Regions from separate parts of the Homo sapiens genome. Here region 2 is linked to region 1. Evidence: chromatin loops called from intact Hi-C (ENCODE). Cell type or tissue: heart right ventricle. All regions are shown on one strand. Each heading gives the region's core, and the rest is flanking DNA. Links, peaks and the distances in the headings are about the cores only. Region 1 overlaps CLSTN2 (calsyntenin 2). Region 2 has its middle 78 kb from the start of SLC25A36.

Evidence for each region. Hi-C counts contacts between places; a loop is a spot of excess contacts. Peaks named below come from ENCODE experiments on the same cell type or tissue, not always from the same donor. Only the 100,000 strongest peaks of a DNase experiment are listed, where the experiment ranks them.
Region 2: a loop joins it to region 1, with 7 times the contacts of the local background. A loop is called at or near these places in 32 of 110 quality-filtered maps.

What each region holds. Positions count from the first base shown.
Region 1 is chr3:139,936,126-139,945,105 of GRCh38, forward strand. All of the region lies in intron 1 of CLSTN2 (calsyntenin 2), which reads left to right. Among named protein-coding and RNA genes, the nearest start is that of CLSTN2, 5.4 kb to the left of the region's middle. In heart right ventricle, for the core only: no CTCF peak of the experiment used is centred there; a DNase peak (open chromatin) is centred at 4,762.
Region 2 is chr3:140,859,246-140,868,225 of GRCh38, forward strand. No RefSeq gene overlaps it. Among named protein-coding and RNA genes, the nearest start is that of SLC25A36, 78 kb to the right of the region's middle. RefSeq lists an enhancer at 4,613-4,662. In heart right ventricle, for the core only: a CTCF peak has its summit at 4,659 (motif pointing left); a DNase peak (open chromatin) is centred at 4,620.

The DNA.
Region 1 (8,980 bases), core at 2,346-7,345:
CTCCCCTGCCCACCCTGTTCCTTTGAAGAGCTTGACCTCCCCGCGCCTCCCGCCCGGAAGGAAGCTAGATCCAAGCGAACGCCTGGCTCTGTCAGGCGAGCCTGGAAGCCGGCGAACCCCGGACTTTGACAGCTGCCTGGGAGCGTCGGGAGCTCTGGGGTGGGGGGCCGGGTCTGAAACAGGAGGTCACGTGCTTGCAGGGGGTGGGGAGGCGAGGGAAGAGCAGAGCTGGTGGGGAACAGTGGTGGGCTCAGGGGAGGCTGTGGCAGATCCTAGCTGGGGCGCACAGCTTAGTGATAACTTGTTGATTCTCTGCGCTGTTCATAAGTAGGGCTTGCGTTTGGTTTGTGGACTGTGGCCAAATCCGCCAGGTGACAATGAGGGGTACTTGGTCCCCAAATCCTGCCTGGCAATCATCAGAGGGCGGAGGGGTTTGCGCCTGTCAGAAAATAGATTCCCTGTTAGAGACAGCCTGATTCGGACGCTTGCTTTGAGCTACACTTGACCACTAGCTTAGGGGAGGAAATGCCTATCAGGCTGCATTACTCTTGGAGGTTGGGGAGAGCTGGAGGCAGGCAGTTCGCCTTGTCTGGGCTTTAGAAACTGGCCCTCCAATAACTTAGGAGTGATATATTTGAGAAGAACATGGGAGATTATGTTTATCTGTAATTTTTAAATTTTTTGGTGTCATCGTTTTGAAAATATTTTATAAGCAGGCATTCTGTTTCTTTTCAGCATTTTTTTTCTTGGTGTATCTTTGACAGGCAGTTTCTATTTTTAGAAATGAGAAATTTCATGAGAGAAAAACTCGTTATGAAAATATCTCAGAGTGCGGTAAAGAAGTGGCTGATATGAAGGGATCAAGCTGAGAGACTGTTGTTTTGGTGAAGACAAGAATAAAAAACAATGAACTTCCAAACATCTCCCCCCTGCTTTCCCAATATAGACACTTTGTTAAACAGGCAAATTACTTTTTTGGGGGGTGGGGGGGAGGAGATTTCCCATCACTTTGTAGCACAGTAATTGATATAAGCAGATGTCTGCAAACGGGAGTTTGAAGGAGGGTGAGAAGCACACAGCAAGTGCAGAACAGGGAAGAAATCATTTGGGAAGAGGATCTGGTGTGAGTAGTAATAATGCACGGCTGAGTTCTCAGGTCAGAATGGGAAGCTTCATAGAGGTAAGCGAGAAAGAGAAGGAGAGAGATAAAAAAGGAAAATAAAAACCCCAGGCTTTCAATGATTCACTTTATGTGGATAATTATGTGCATTTTAACCAACATCCGACTTAGAACATATTCATTTTTTGGTTAAAACTAGGCATTTGTCAGGTCGGGCATGGTGGCTCATGCCTGTAATCCCAGCACTTTGGGAGGCCGAGGCGGGCGGATCACCTGAGGTTAGGGGTTCGAGACCAGCCTGACCAACATGGAGAAACCCCGTCTCTACTAAAAAAAAAAAAAAAAAAAATTAGATGGGTGTGGTGACACGCACCTGTAATCCCAGCTACTCGGGAGGCTGAGGCAGGAGAATCACTTGAACCCGGGAGGCAGAGGTTTCAATGAGCCGAGATCGCGCTATTACACTCCAGCCTGGGCAACAAGAATGAAACTCCGTCTCAAAAACAAACAAACAAACAAACAAACTAGACATTTGTTTTTCCAGGGTAAAAAGTTTATTGGCCCTGCAGATTGAGAGTTAACTGTCCGAATTCCCCTTGTTCTCGCTTCTTTCCCCTTCCAACCACTGGGGGGCTGCAAAGAGCTCTGTTTGCTGCTGATTTTTTTTTCAAGATAAATGTGTAATATTTGATTACAACAGAGACATTTATTATGACACTTTAGTTAGTATTTACAGGACTGACTTTCCTTATAACAATGCACTTGCATTTTATGTTTCCAAATCATATGATCTCTGAAGAATGTTTGAAATGATAAAGCTGTATGTTTTGTGTATAATGCACCCTGCCTCTGACTTTGCCATTTTTAAGGTTCATACCATTGTTATTCCCATCACAAAAAAAAAAAAAAAAAAATCAGGAAGGCGTGTGAAGATTGAACAAAAAACCAGATACTTCTTTCGTACAATTCTGTATTCATGTGTAGAAAAACACTGGGAGTCTGGAGTCAAGCTTTCTGACAGAGTTGAATGCACCCTCCAAACAACTGTCTGGAAGCATGTGCTCCCAGCTTCAGTCTTGTGTAAGATGTTGTGTCTGTGGTGCACAGCTTGTTCTGCCTTTGTGCTTCTTGCTTCTTGCTTCTTGCTTTAGGGACTCGAGCAGTTAATCCCGGACAACTACCTGGGGTTTTCACAGAATCACTGTACTTTCAGTGTAGACATATTTCCAATTTCAGAAATCACACAGTGGCCAGGCAATTATAACTCCTTCCCTTCACCCTTACATATTTTGGCTATTCAAAAAAGATAAATACTTCTTGGATTCCATGAAGAGACCAGATCACATGCTCATGTTCTATGAGTAAAGCTGGTAAGGTGTTGTGGACCCAAAGAGTTTCTGGAGGCAGAGAAAGACATGTCTTATCCAAGGGAAGGAAGACAATGCAATCTAGACAACACCTCAAAGTTTGTGCTAAATTTGGCAAAATGTCAGTGGTCCCAAGACCTCAAGGACTTGGTACACAGTCCTTCTTAAGTTCCCAACATCTAGGCATAGAGGTCATTTGGAACAATACTCAAGTATAGACCATCAATTGTTGTAGTGCCCGCCTTGTGTGCTAAGAGCCTTGCTCAGTGCTCTGGTTCTGAGCCAGTAGCAGAGGACCACCCTCCACCCCTCCCACCCCTACCTTTCTTTTTTTTTTAATTTTTATTATTATTATACTTTAAGTTTTAGGGTTGAGGAGCTTCTGTTTTAGTTGGAGAGACAAGATTTTTATGTGAAAATTTTAAGAGAGTGGCAGCGGAGAGAATTTGTCCAAAGTATAGTATTGACTGTGATAGAGACACAGGCAAAGGAGATGGGAGTGCAGAGACAAAGTTTACAAAAGCAGCATGTGGTAATAGGTAAGGAGGAGGATGGAGCAGAATTATAACAACAGTATGGTGTAATTGTAGTAATTTCAGTGTATGGAGTCCCTCTTTAGTATGTCACAGGCACTGTTGCTAATCCCATTACATGGGCAATCTCTAACTCTTACAACACATGCAGAGCCAGTGTTAGCCCATTTCACAGATGAAGAAACAAATTCTATGAGAGGGTAAATGAACTTGCCAAGACCTCCAGCTAGAGGGTGTGGCACTGGGATGAGAATATAAAGGTCACTATACCCAGTGCCCCCTATTTGTCAGATAGTCTTCCCAGTGGTTTTGAAAGCAGGTCTAGGGACCACAAGGAAGCTGAGCTGTTTGCATCTTTGAGTTACCCAGGAGCCCTTGTGGTCCTGCCCACAGAAGAGCACAGTATGAGTGTCTAAGGCTGTTTAAAAGGGCATGCAGGTGAGGTGAGGGAAACGGACCTTGCTCTCACCATGGAAACCAATGTTCTCGCTTAGAGCAGTCACCTCATTCTCTCTCCCACAGATTCAAAAACCATCCTTGAATATTCCAGATTGCACACTGCAGAACTTCCTGCAGGGGCAAAGGTAGTGTGGAATTTTTATGGTGGATTGTTCTAAGTCATCTTTGGGTAAGTAGCAGGTGTCTTCTAGTGGTATAACAGAGTCATTTTTCCAACTGAAGCACAAATGCCAAAAAGCCCTCAGCAATGCATCAGAAAGTGTACTCTGACCTGCTGCCATCCTGAAACGCCTGTGGTTCTTGGACCGGAATGTGCCCTTTACCTCTCTTGGATTCTCTGGGCATCAAGCTAGTAGGTCACCTTCCTCAGCCCAATTTTCACTGTTACTCAAGATTTGGCCTTCCATAAGGAACCTTCCCAGGCTGGTTACTTCTGAGTGACTTGCCTCTCTTTCCTGCATGCCTGTGTTTCCTTGTCTGACTCTAGTCCTCAGGGCTCAAAGACCAGTGCTAGAGGCTCATTCTGACTCTCCTGGTATCTCCAGAGCCTTGCCTCAAGATATGAGATGAGCAGTATGCAGTGATTTGCTTGGTGAACACACCTGTTTGTAATCCCTAGTGCTGTCATTTCTTGACATAGACAATTTATGTGTTTTTCCTTCTCCTCTATAAAGTAAAATTTGGGCATATGGCCAGAAAAACTTGAGTTCCAAACCTGGCCCTACTGCTTCCTAGTTAGATGATCTTGGACAAGTTAGTTAACCCATCTGAGACTCAGTTTCCTCATCTCTAAAATGGGGATACAGAGATCTACCTTGTAAAATAGTTGTCAGGGCACTTAGCCCAGTTTGGGGCATGTAAAATGCACTAAATATACAATGACTAATTATTGATCACTTGAACAGTTAGTTTAGTGTCTGAGATTTGGTGAATTTTTTTTTTTCTGATCTCTTAGAAATCCAATAGCTTTGTTCATATCTTTTCTCAGCTCAAACTGTTATCCGTTCCTCTGTTTCTCAGTCTCTCTCTGCCTCTCTCTCCTTGTGTGGATATGCACCTGTGTGTAAATATCATATATAAATGTAAATGCACATGCATACACACGCATTTGGCTTGACTTGTTTGTAAAAAGACATGCTTTTTTTCACTAGTCTATGGATGTCTTTGAAGCCAGAGCTCCATCTCATTCATCTCAAAGGCCCTGGCACTTAGTGCAGGGCCAGCTCAGAGTAAAGGTCAGCAATATTTGCTATCTAAGTAAATAAACAAGCCTGTCTCCATGTGCTAGTGCCAGAGGTGTGGGAGGTTCTGGTCTCTGGAGGGAGAGCTTATGTGGTGTGATCTGGGTTGTAAGGAAAGATCTCCTGCCCAGTTCATACTTTCCTCCAAGCCCTGCTACCTGAGAAAACAGAAAGGCATACTTTTTTGTTTAAGGTATTGACAAGTTTTGTGATAATACATGTTTATATGGAATGGGGTAACTGAAGCTATGATATTCAAATAACAGCTTGAAATCGATGATTGTTTTATTAGCTGTTATCTAACCCATGACTAATTGGACCCTGTGGAAATGGTTCCCTGGGAAAGACAGGTTTTGAGGGTAGACCATGGGGAGGCCTGAGCTGGGGAAGAGCACTGAGCTGAAGATCCTGGCACTGTGTAGGACAGAGGATCATGCTCTGAGATTTGGGAAAGAAACAAGCAGTAGGCCAGAGGGAGTATTGGTCAGAGGAGAATGGTTAGAATGAGAGTTAGCCCTTCCAGACATGCACTAGGTCCTGTTCTCTAGCCTTTTCAGCCAATTACTATTTCTCAGCCTCCTGTTATTCTCTGTGAGGGGAACAAAAAGATAAAAGCAAGTTCCAATTATCAAAGAGTTCACACTCTGTCTAGGGCAAACACTGCACATCACACATCACACAAACTATTGCAGAACTTGGTGACTTATGGGAAAATCATAGATTGTGCATCACAGACCCCCCGAAGCCTTGCAGGAAAGGAAGAAGTTGGCAACAATAGAGGTCAGGAAAGACTTATGGAGAAAGTAAAAGGGATGTTGATGGGTGGGTAGGCATTGGGTAAGCATATGTCAGGGGCAGGGGTTTGCACTGGACAGGTAAATACAAGGTGGTAAGAGTGATTGGCACACAGGCACGAGTGAAGAGGGAGCTCAGCCAGGTCAAATATTATTTCTGCATCAGATTCCAGAGCTAATAAAACAGTGAATGTTTATTGAGTTCATACTATGTGCCAAGCACTATCTTGAAGCACTTCACATATGTCGGTTGGTTTGATCCTCGTACCAACCCTATGAAGGAGGTAAATCTACAATCTTATTTTTACAGAGGAGTAAACTGAGTCACTGAGAAGTGAGGTAACTTGCCCAAAGTCTCAGAGCTCAGAGGTGGTAAAACTGGGGTTACAAACTCAGAATACACTGGTAGGCATGGGTTCCCCTCTTCACACAGGCTTACCTATTCAGAATGATGTGATGTCTGCTTGAGGAAGGCTCTGAGTGAGGTCAGAGAGGCTCTGCTGCCCTGGAAGGCATTGCCTTGCTGTCCAAGAATATTTGCTTGGATTTTACTTCAAAATTGCTGAAAGAATCGGTTTCCCTGAAAGCCTCACTCTCTGACTCACTTCTCCAAGTGAGCAATACCTGTTTCTTCTCATCCAGACAGCTTGAAGCCCTCCTCACCTCCTGTCATGCTTGGCCTCAAGCAGAGGAGGCAGCCTTCTGCACTGTATAGTCCCAGATGTGTTTGGAGGGGTCTCCTGCACCAGAAAGACTATCCCAGCTGGCTGGCCTTTGTACCGACAGTTCTCCTGATTCGGTTATTCATTTGGGTTAAATATTGCCCTCTTCTGACTCCGTTTTAGGCCAGGATACATACTTTTAAACATATTAGGTGGCTAGATAACAAAGTGGATAAGAAGGGGATGTTGAGAGGTGTGCATGGCAAGGGCGGGAGGAGATCATATAGGAATAGCAGATAACCAGACTGTTGATCGGGCTGCCTTTTCTTCCACTCTCACGGCAGGATTTTATATATGCCCATTGTATTGTTCTCAGATACCCCTCTTACACATTGGTAAATGCACATTACAGGGCATATAGCAGCAGATCAAAAATCAGGACAAGGGGTCAGACTGTGTGCAGTTGATTGCAATCCAGCACCAGCGAGCCAGTGTGGTGAGCTAGGTGACATCTTGGACCATGGCCACTTGAAGCCCATTTCTTTCACTACTGAGCAGTTTTCTAACTCTAAGGACAGGCAACTTATTTCCAATACTTTCTCAGGATCTTGCTTGTCTCCAGCTCAAGACCCTCTACTCATATCAGTCCTCCCCAGAGATTGGCCAGAGATGCCCCTGATCAATACTTTTTTTCCCTAGCTCACTTTGAGCCTCCTACCCCACCCAAGGCTCACTCAGTATCTGTTTCCTTTAGGATGCCGCAGCCCCATATGTCCCAAACTAAGCTCTCATTTTTCCTCCAAGAATCTACTGCTTCTGCTGTGGCCTCTGGGTGAAAGGTACATCATCCATACATTCACCCAAGCCAGAGCCCCCAAGAGTCCTCCAGCATGCTTGTCTCTCCACAAATATCACAACCCATCCTTCCTCATGTCTGGTTGATCCTATCATCACCATCTAGAACCTCTCCTCAATTCCCATTGCTTCTGCCTTGTTTAGCATCTTGTGCAAATGAAAGCACTAAATTCTAATTTTGACCCCCTCTCCAACCCTCCCATTATGCTGCTGTCAAGGTGGCAGCATGTATGCCAGTCCCACCAGGCCTGCAAGAAACTCCATCTCAGTCATGAATTCTATCTTTCACCCTCCACGCTAAGGTCTGTAAGGTTTTTAAGAATAGCTTAACACTCTGGAATTGCCTCAGATTTCCCTCCCTCACAGGTTATTACTGCTTGTGATGCCCATTGTCCAAACAGCATGGTGCCTTGAGATCCTGGGGTGTCTACTTCCACAGGCAACAGACGATACCACCAGCACCTAGAATCTAATATTCATGCCACATTCTGTAGTCACTTCCCCAGGGGTGCTATCACCATCTGGGGATGGGAGCTGGAACAGGCTACCGGTTCCCATCCCAAAGGAAATCAGCTCGTCTCAGTTTTAGGGTGGGTACACAAAAGCCACCCACCTCCAACCTCTCCCATCCCAACCATAACCTCAGTTAGGGGCTCAGGCATTCACAGAGCAAAGGCCAGGACTGGAGGTATCTTCAGAGAACTTCTGCCTTCATCCTTACAACCCAAACCTCCTTCTTAGAACAGGCAGCCATACCCCTTCTGATAAACCTGTCCAGGGAAGCCCCAGACCTCCCAAAATAGATCCCAAACTCTCCAGCCTGGCGTAAAAGTCTACGATTTTGCCCATCTGGCCTTCTCTCCTGTCAGTGAACTTTCTAGAAATTTCCAAATAGTTAATGCTTTCATCTTTCAAGAACTTACTATGCACCAAGCACTATTCTGACTGCTTTATAGATATTAACTCATTCAGCCTTCCTGACCACCAAGTGAGATGTGCACTCTTATTATCCCCTTTACAGATGAGGAAACTGAGGCAAGGAAGGTTAAGCTACTTATCCAGTTTACCCAAGTAGTAAAACAGCAGAACTGGGATTTAAATCTAGAAAGTCTAGTTTCAGAGTCCCCCCTTTTATCCAGCCCTGGATGCAAAGTGGAGCCACTTGAGAGAGATTTAAAATAACACCAATGCCCAGAACCCATCCCAGAGATTTTGTTGTAATTGCTCAGGGACAGCACCTGGGAATCTATGTGAAGCTCTCCAGTATTTCTGGTGCCCAGCCAAGACTGAGAACCACTCCAGCAAACTCTACTGCTTCTGCCAACTAAGTGGTACTTCCAGGTGGGGGCTGTGCTCCTCTGTCTTTCACCCACCAGTCCTTTATTTTCTCTGTCAAAGCTCCCATTGCCACCTGTCTCCCAGGGTGGCTGTGAGCCCTTGGAGGGGGAAGTGCCCTGCTCACCTCTGTATGACTGTTGCCCAGCACTGTCCAAGGCCCAGAGCAAATGCTGAGTGTTGAGGGGGTGACTGGTGCTAGGGCGCTGCTGCCCACGCTGGCTGCAAATCCTGCAGGGCTCTGTGCCCATGTACCTTCTCCCGTCAGCACTGCTTCCTTCCTTTGGTCATGGGGAGGAGCTGCCCATCAGGCCTTTCCCTTTTAGTTATTTGACTATCTGCCCAAACCAACTTGCAGCATTTGCTCCGTAGTGGTTTAAAATACTCGCTTCCGCACATGCGTCAAGAGAACATTAACCACCTTGAAATGTATTAAACAGTCAGGCCGGCAGATACCAGTGGAATTCTCATTCAGAAAGGCTGTCGGTGTTTTTCTCATTGCTTCTGAGAATGCTTAATTGGCTAACATTTGACTTATTTCTATGGAATCACTGCATCAAATTGTCATGTGAAAATTGCCAGTTAAAAAAAAAGACATCATTTTTGTGACTTCA
Region 2 (8,980 bases), core at 2,134-7,133, 920 kb after region 1:
TCATAAGATTGAAGCCTTATAAATGGGATTAGTGTCCCTATAAAACAGGCCCCAGAGAGCTGCCCATGCCTATCCACTATGTGAGGTCACAGCAAGCAGGCACCAACTATAAACCAACAAACAGGCACTCACCAGATATCAAGTCCAGCAGTGCCTTGACCTTGGACTTCCCAGCCTCCAGAACTACAAGAAATGAATTTCTGTGATGTTTATTTTTTATTTTTATTTTTTGTAGAGATAGGGGCTTGCTTTGTTGCCCAGGCTGGTCTTGAACTCCTGGCTTCAAGTTATCCTCCCACCTCAGCCTCCCAAAGTGCTGAGATTACAGGAATAAGGTACCATGCCTAGCCTAAACTTGTTATTTATAAGCTATCTAGCCTATGGAATTTTTTTATAGCAGCACAAATGGACTAAGACAATAAATCTTCAATATGTGGCAGCTACTGTTTAAAAGAGCCTGACTCAGGAGGAGGAAGGAGCCTGAATGTTGGAATCTGACACCACCAACCCTCACACTGTCTCTGCCGCTCTGAGACAATGAGAACTTGGGTAAGTTATTTAACCCCTCTGAGCCTTGACTCGCTGATCTGTAAACTGGGCTTACCTCACAGGGTGGTTGTGAAACTTCAGTGAGAAATCGTGTGTTCAGTGGCTGCCCTGCACCTGGCAACACAAAGGAGTCCAGCAGATATCTGGTCATTTTCTCTTCTCCCTACAACCAGACCTAGCAAGACTTTGTTGTGGAAGAGACCCAGACATCTTGAATCATTCTCAATCTTGCACCTAGCCCTACCTCTCTATATTATTCATTCACGTATCTACTGAGAAAATGCTTTCTGAGCATCTACTATGGGCCAAGCACAATGCTATGTGGACAGGCACTGCAGCTGTGGTCCCTGACTCATGAAACCCAACCTGGCCTTGTAGAGAGAATAAAATAGGCCTGTTTACCCACCTGCTTTGAGAGCTGTAAAAACAAAGCACATTGTCTCTCGGCAGCCATCTGAAACAATTAGTCTCAATTCTCAGCCCTAATGTGCTTCCATACTGTGAAAAAGTACTTTTTCAAGGGGGGAAGAAGACATAAATTAGTATAATAATGCAATTAAAATGCATTTTCCTTCCACTTATTTAAATTACTCTTTTTTACATCTTAAGAAAGTGCATCCTTTCTTGGAAGTATTTAAAAAGATTCAAAGAGATTGTTAAGATGAAGCAAGAAATGCCCCAAACACAAAACACAAACACCGTGCCCTGCAAACCAAGGAAAGCCACCCTCCCCGCAATGATGACTGCCCATGTCTACAAAAGACTCTGGACTTTGGGGCTCCACAAAGGCCCTTGGATGGAATTTCCCAGGACCAGGTCACTAGCCCTCTCGGTAAACACTTGTTTGTGTATTTGTTCATTCTCTCAAAATTTTCTTCTGTGCTGGCACTAGGAATCTCTGGGCCTGGCACTAGGAACACTGAGATGGATAGTGATATTGTTTGAATATTTGTGCTTCTCCAAATCTCATGTTGAAATGTAATCCCCGGTATTGGAGGTGGGGTCTAGTGGAGGTGTTTGGGTCATGAGGGCATATCCCTCATGAATGGCTTGGCATCATTCCCTTGGTGATGAGTGAGTTCATGCAAGATCTGGTTGTTTAAAAGTGTATGGCACCTCCTGCTCTCTTGCTCCTACTCTGGCCATGTGAGACACCTGTTCCCCCTTTGCCTTCCACCATGATCACAAGCTTCCTGAGGCCTTCCCAGAAGCAGGTATCAGTGCCACGCTTTCTGTACAGCCTGCAGAACTGTCAGTCAATTAAAACTGCTTTTCTTTATAAATTACCAAGCCTCTTCAATGAAATTCAACATCCATTCCTGTTAAAAACTGTCAATAAATTAGGTATTGAACGAACATACCTCAAAATTATAATAGTCATCTATGACAAACCTACAGCCAACATCATAATAAATGGGCAAATGCTGGAAACACTCCCCTTGAAAACTAGCACAAGACAAGGATGCCCTCTCTCACCAGTCCTATTGAACACGGTATTGGAAGTTCTGGCTAGGGCAATCAGGCAAGAGAAAGAAATAAAGAACATTCAAATAGGAAGAGAGGAAGTCAAACTATCCCTGTTTGCAGATGACATGATCCTATATCTAGAAAACCCCATCATCTCACCCAAAAGCTTCTTAAGCGATAAGCAACTTCAGCAAAGTCTCAGGATACAAAATTAATGTGTAAAAATCGCTAGCATTCCTAAACACCAAAAGACATCAAGCAGAAAGCCAAATCATGAATGAACTCCCATTCACAATTGCCATAAAAAGAATGAAATACCTAGGAATACAGCTAACGATGGAGGTGAAAGAGCTATACAAGAATAACTACAAACCAGTGCTCATAGAAATCAGACATGATACAAACAAATGAAAAAACATATCATGCTCATGGATAGGAAGAATTAACATCATTACAATGGCCATACTGCCCAAAGCAATTTATAGATTCAGTGCTATTCCCATTAAACTACCATTGACATTATTCACAGAACTAGAGAAAACTATTTTAAAATTAATATAGAACCAAAAAAGAACCCAAATAGCCAAGGCAATCCTAAGCAAAAAGAACAAAGCTGGAAGTATCACGCTATCTGATTTCAAACTATACTACAAGGCTACAGTAACCAAAACAACCTGGTACTGGAACAAGAACTAGACCAGTGGAATAGAATAGAGAACCCAGAAATAAACCTGTATACCTACAGCCATCTGATCTTCAACCAACCCGATGAAAGCAAGCAATGGGAAAAGGATTCCCTGTTCAATAAATAGTGCTGGGATAAATGGCTAGCCATATGCAGAAAATTGAAACTGAACCCTTTGCTTATACCATATGCAAAAATTAACTCAAGATGGGTTAAAGACTTAAATGTAAAACCCAAAACTATAAAAACCCTGGAAGGCAACCTAGGCAATATCGTTCAGGACATAGGCACGGGCAAAGATCTTATGATAAAGACGCCAAAAGCAAACACAACGAAAGCAAAAGTTGACAAATGGGATCTAATTAAACTTAAGAGCTCCTGCACAGCAAAAGAAACTATCAACAGAGTAAACAGACAATCTACAGAATGGGAGAAAAATTTTGCAAACTATGCATCTGACAAACATCTAATATCCAGCATCTATAAGGAATTTAAACAAATTTACAAGAAAGAAAAACCACTAAAAAATGGGCAAAGGACATGAACAGACACGTTTCAAAAAAAGACATACATGAGGCCAACAAGCATATGAAAAAATACTTAACATCTCTGATCATTAGAGAAATGCAAATCAAAACCACAATGAGATACCATCTCACGCCAATCAGAATGGCTATTGTTAAAAAGTCAAAAAATAACAGATTCTTGCAAGGTTTTGGAGAAAAAGGAACACTTATACACTGTTCATGGGAGTGTAAATTAGTTCAAACATTGTGGAAGACAGGGTGGCGATTCTTCAAAGACCTAAAGACAGAAATATCATTCGACCCAACAATGCCATTACTGGGTATATACCCAAAGGAATATAAATCATTCTATTATAAAGACACATGCATGTGTATGTTCGTTGCAGGACTATTCACAATAACAAAGACATGTAATCAACCTAAATGCCCATCAATGAGAGACTGGATAAAGAAAATGTGGTACATACACACCATGGAATACTATGCAGCCGTAAAAGAGAATGAGATCATGTCCTTTGCAGGGACATGGATGGAGCTGGAGGCCATTATCCTAAGAAAACTAACACAGGAAGAGAAAACAAAATACCACATGTTCTCACTTATAAGTGGGAGCTAAATGATGAGAAAACTTGGACACGTAGAAGAGAACAACACACACTGGGACCTATCGGAAGGTGGAAGGTGGGAGGAGGGAGAAAATCAGGAAAAATAACTAATGGGTACTAGGCTGAATACATGGGTGATAAAATAATCTGTACAACAAACCCCCATGACACCCACTTACGTATGTAACATGTACCCCTGAACTTAAAAGAAAAGTTAAAAATAAATTAATTAATTAATTAATTACCAAGCCTCAGGCATTTCTTTATAGCAATGCAAAAATGGCCTAACACAGAAAGGACACAGTCCCTGCCCTCAAGGGGAATGTCTAGTAGGAAGGCAGTCAAGCAAAAAAGAGTAGGACCCCAGGACCACCAGTGCTCTAACAGGGACACACACAGAGAAAGGGCCCCACACAGCCTGGCAGGGGGGCAGTGGCAGGGTGGGCTCCTCATAGGTGACCTTTTAGCTGAGTCCCCAAGGATGAAAAAGAATAGCCAGATGGGGGAGTGGATAAGGGGTTGTCCAGGCAGAGGGGCCAGCAGGGACAAAGCAATGGGTGTGTGGGAGAGTGTGGAGAGGAGAGGGGAATTAAGTCACCTGAGAAGATTAGTGGCAGGAAGTGAGACAGGGCTAGGGTGTAGGGACTTTGTCCTGAGGACTTTAAGAAACCGGAATGAGCCCCCAGGGAGCAGAAGTGGAGGGCCTAGTAGCCCAGAAATCACAAAATGAAGCCAGACACCCAACCTGCGAAGGACACAGTGGCAAGTCCCATTCCGTCCTCTGGAAAGCGCCGAGATTGGTATCCTGAATTATTGGTTTTGTGTCGCCACCTGCTGGCAAATTTTAAATTTGGTTCAATCAAATATTCAAAGAGAGAAACTTAAAAAAAAAAAAAAACAGAATAATTGCAGGCAACTTCCTTGAAGTTACAAAAGACCAAGTTAGAGTAAAACTTATTATAAAAAGAATATTATTTGAATTTAATTCAATAACAGGAGAGGAAAGCCTCACCTGAGATTACTGGGTTCAAAACCAAGCTCTACTACTTACCTGGTAAAATCACTTCACTTATCTTACCTTGACGTCCATAAAGTGAGATAATATTTTCTCAACTCACAGTTGTTGAGGGGAATAAAAGACATCAAGTGTGTAAAGAGCCTGGCACGTGGTGGAAATCCAACAGGATTTGGGGTTAGGGTGGTGGAAAACCGGCTTTGCACATGACCTATGGCCACCTCCTGCAACTCCTCCACTTCCTGTACTGGAAAGCTTCACTTAATCCTTTAGGTCTGAGACCTCAGGGAATGACATAGCCCCACACATGAACCACAGGCCAGGACAACTCCCTGCTCCCTTTTCCACTTTCTTACAGACCCCAGGAACTGAGGTGTCCCTTTCTGTGTTTCATGACCTGAACACTTGACCTGGCTGCCGTATGGGCAAAGGTTTTTCCATCATGCCTCTTCCCAAACCTCCTGTGAAGCCTGCTGATACCTGACTAGTTGATAATCCTAGAAAAACAGACAGGGAGCAGCAGAAAAGACAGATGGGGGAATGAATAACTAAGCTGAAGAAATCTTTTGTGTGTGTGTGGGTTCATACTACAGGTATATGTGTGTATGTATGTATCTCATGGGTTACATGAGATATTTTGATATAGGCAAATAATACAGGCATTTATTTTTTGTGTTACAATCTAATTATATTCTTTTAGTTATTTTTACATGTCCAATAAATGATTGTTGACTGTAGTCACCCCGTCGTGCTATTAAATACTATATCTTACTCATTCTAGCTATATTTTTGCACTCATTAACCATCCCCATTACCCTTCCCACTAGCCTTCTCAACCTCTTGTAACCTACCTTTTACTCTCTATTTCCATGAGTTCAATTGCTTTAATTTTTAGCTTCCACAAATAAGTGAGAACATGCAAAGTTTGTCTTTCTTTGCCTGGTTTGTATCACTTAACATAATGACCTTAGTTCCATCCATGTTGTTGCTAATGACAGGATCTTATTCTTTTTTATGGCTGAATAGTACTCCATTGTGTGTATGTACCACTTTTTCTTTAGTCATTCATCTGTTGATAGACACTTAGGATGCCTCCAAATCTTGGCTATTGTGAATAGTGCTGCAACAAAATGAGAATGCAGATATCCCTTTGATACACTGATTTCCTTTCCTTTGGGTATATACCTAGCAGTGGGATTGCTGGATCATATGGTAGCTCTATTTTTAGTTTTCTGAGGAATCTCCAAACTGTTCTCCCTAGTGGCTGCACTAATTTACATTCCCACCATCAGTTTATAAGGGTTCCCTTTTCTCCACATCTTCACCAGCAAGTGTTATTGCCGGTCTTTTGGAAAAAGGCCATTTTAACTGGGGTAAGATGATATCTCATTGTAGTTTTGATTTGCATTTCTCTGATAATTAGCGATGTTGAGCAACTTTACATATACCTCTTTGCCATTTGAATGCCTTGTTTTGAGAAACGTCTATTCATATATTTTGTCTATTTTTAATTTGATTATTATATTTTTTCCTACAGTGTTGTTCGAGCTCCTTATATATTCTGGTTATCAATCCATTGTTAGATGAGTAGTTTGCAAATATTTTCTTCAGTTCTGTGGGTTGCCTCTTCATTTTGTTGATTGTTTGCTGTGCAGAAGCTTTTTAACTTGAAGAGATCTCATTTGTCCATTTGTTGCTTTGGTTGTCTATGATTGTGGATATTACACAAGCAATCTTTGCCCAGTCCAGTGCTAGAGAGTTTCTCTAATGTTTTCTTTCCATGGTGTCATAATTTCAGGTCTTATATTTAAGTCTTTAGTACATTTTGATTTGATTTTTGTATATGGTGAGAGATAGAAGTCTAGTTTCATTCTTATGTATATGGATATCTGGCTTTCCCAGCACCATTTATTGAAGACACCGTCCTTTCCCCCAGTGTACGTTCTTGGCAACTTTGTTGAAAATGAGTCGATTGTAGATGTATGTATTTGTTTCTGGGTTATCTATTCTGTTCCATTGGTCTATGTGTCTATCTTTATGCCAATACCATGCTGTTTTGGTTACTACAGCTCTGTAGTATAATTTGAAGTCAGGTAATACGATTCCTACAGTTTTGTTCTTTTTGCTCAAGCTAGCTTTGGCTATTCTGGGTCTTTTGTGATTCTATATAAATTTTAAGATTATTTTTTCTATTTCGGTGAAGAATGTTACTGGTAGTTTGATCAGGATTGTGATGAATCTGTAGATTGCTTTGGGTAGTGTGGATATTTTAACAATATTGATTCTCCAAATCCATAAACATGGAATATCTTTCCATTTTTTTGTGTCCTCTTTGATTTCTTCAATCAATATTTTACATTTTTCATTGTAGAGATCTTTCACTTCTTTGGTTAATTCCTAGGCATTTTACAGTATTTGTAGGTATTGTGAATGGGATTACTTTCTTAATTTCTTTTTCAGCTTGCTTGGTGTTGACATATAGAACTGCTACTCATTTTTAGATGTAGATTTTGTATCCTGCAACTTTACTGAATTTATCAGTGCTGAGTTTTCTTGTGGAGTCTTTGGGTTTTTCCAAATATAAGATTATATTATCTACAAACAAGGATAATTTGTCTTCTTCCTTTCCAATTTGAATGTTCTTTATTTCTTTCTCTTGTCTAATTGCTCCAGCTAGGACGTCCAGTGCAATGTTGAATAACAGAGGTGAAAGTGAGCGTTCTTGTCTTCCTACAGATCTTAGAAGAAAGTCTTTCAGTTTTTCCCCATTCAGTATGATACTAGTTGTGGGTCTGTTTTATATGACTTTTATTGTGTTGAGATATGTTTCTTCTCTACCCAGATTTTTTAGGATTTTTATCATGAAAGGATGCTGAATATTATCAAATGCTTTTTCAGCATCAATTGAAGTGACTATATGATTTTTGTCCTTCATTCTGTTGATATGATGTGTCACATTGATTGATTTGTGTATGTTGAAGCATCTTTGCATCCCTGGAATAAATTCTACTTGGCCATGATGAGTGACCTTTTTAATGTGTTGTTGGTTTTGGTTTGCTAGTATTTTGCTAAGGATTTTTGCATTAATGTTCATCAGATATATTGGCCTGTAGTTTTCTCTGATGTGTCTTAATCTGGTTTTGGTATCACAGTAATACTGGCCTGGTAGAATGAGTTAGGAAGTATTCCTTCAAAATCTCTGATTTTAATTATTTGGGTTGTCTCTCTTTTTCTTTTAGTTTGCTTCCTCTGACTGTATATTGTCAAATAGGCTATCTCCGAGCTCACTAATTCTTTCTTCTGAAAGATTAAGTCTCTTGTTAAGAGACCCCGATGCATTCTTCCGTATGTCAGTTGCATTTTTCAACTCCAGAATTTCTGCTTGATTCATTTTAATTATTTCAATCTCTTTGATAATTTTATCTGAGAGAACCTTCAATTCCTTCTCTGTGTTATCTTGAATTTCATTGAGTTTCCTCAAAACAGCTATTTTGAATTCTCTGTCTAAAATGTTACATATCTCTGTCTCTGCAGGATTGGTCCCTGGTGCTTCATTTAGTTCATTAGGCGAGGTCATGTTTTCCTGGATGGTCTTGATGCTTGTGGATGTTCATCAGTGTCTGGACATTGAAGAGTTAGGTATTTATTGTAGTCTTCATTGTCTGGACTTGTTTGTACCCATCCTTCTTGTGAAGACTTCCCAGGTATTTGAAGAGACTTGAGTGTTTTAATTGGTTTTTGGTCACTGCAGCCATATCTGCATTAGGGTGCACCCCAAGACCAGTAATGCTGCGCCTCTTGAAGACTCATAGAGGTACTGCCTTGATGATCTTGGATAAGATCCAGAATTCTCTGGATTACCAAACAGGGACTCTTATTCTTTTTCCTTACTTTCTCCCAAACAAATGAAGTCTCTCTCTCTCTGTGCTGGGCTGCCTGGAGCTGGGAGAGGGGTAACACAGGTACCCCTCTGGCTACCACCACTGAGACTGTTCTGGGTCAGACCTGAAGCCCACATATCACTGGGTCTTGCCCAAGGCCTGTGGTAACCACTGCCTTGTTACTGCCTATGTTCATGTTCATTTAAGGCTATAGGGCACAAAAAATCAGCATGTGGCAAAGCCAGCCAAGC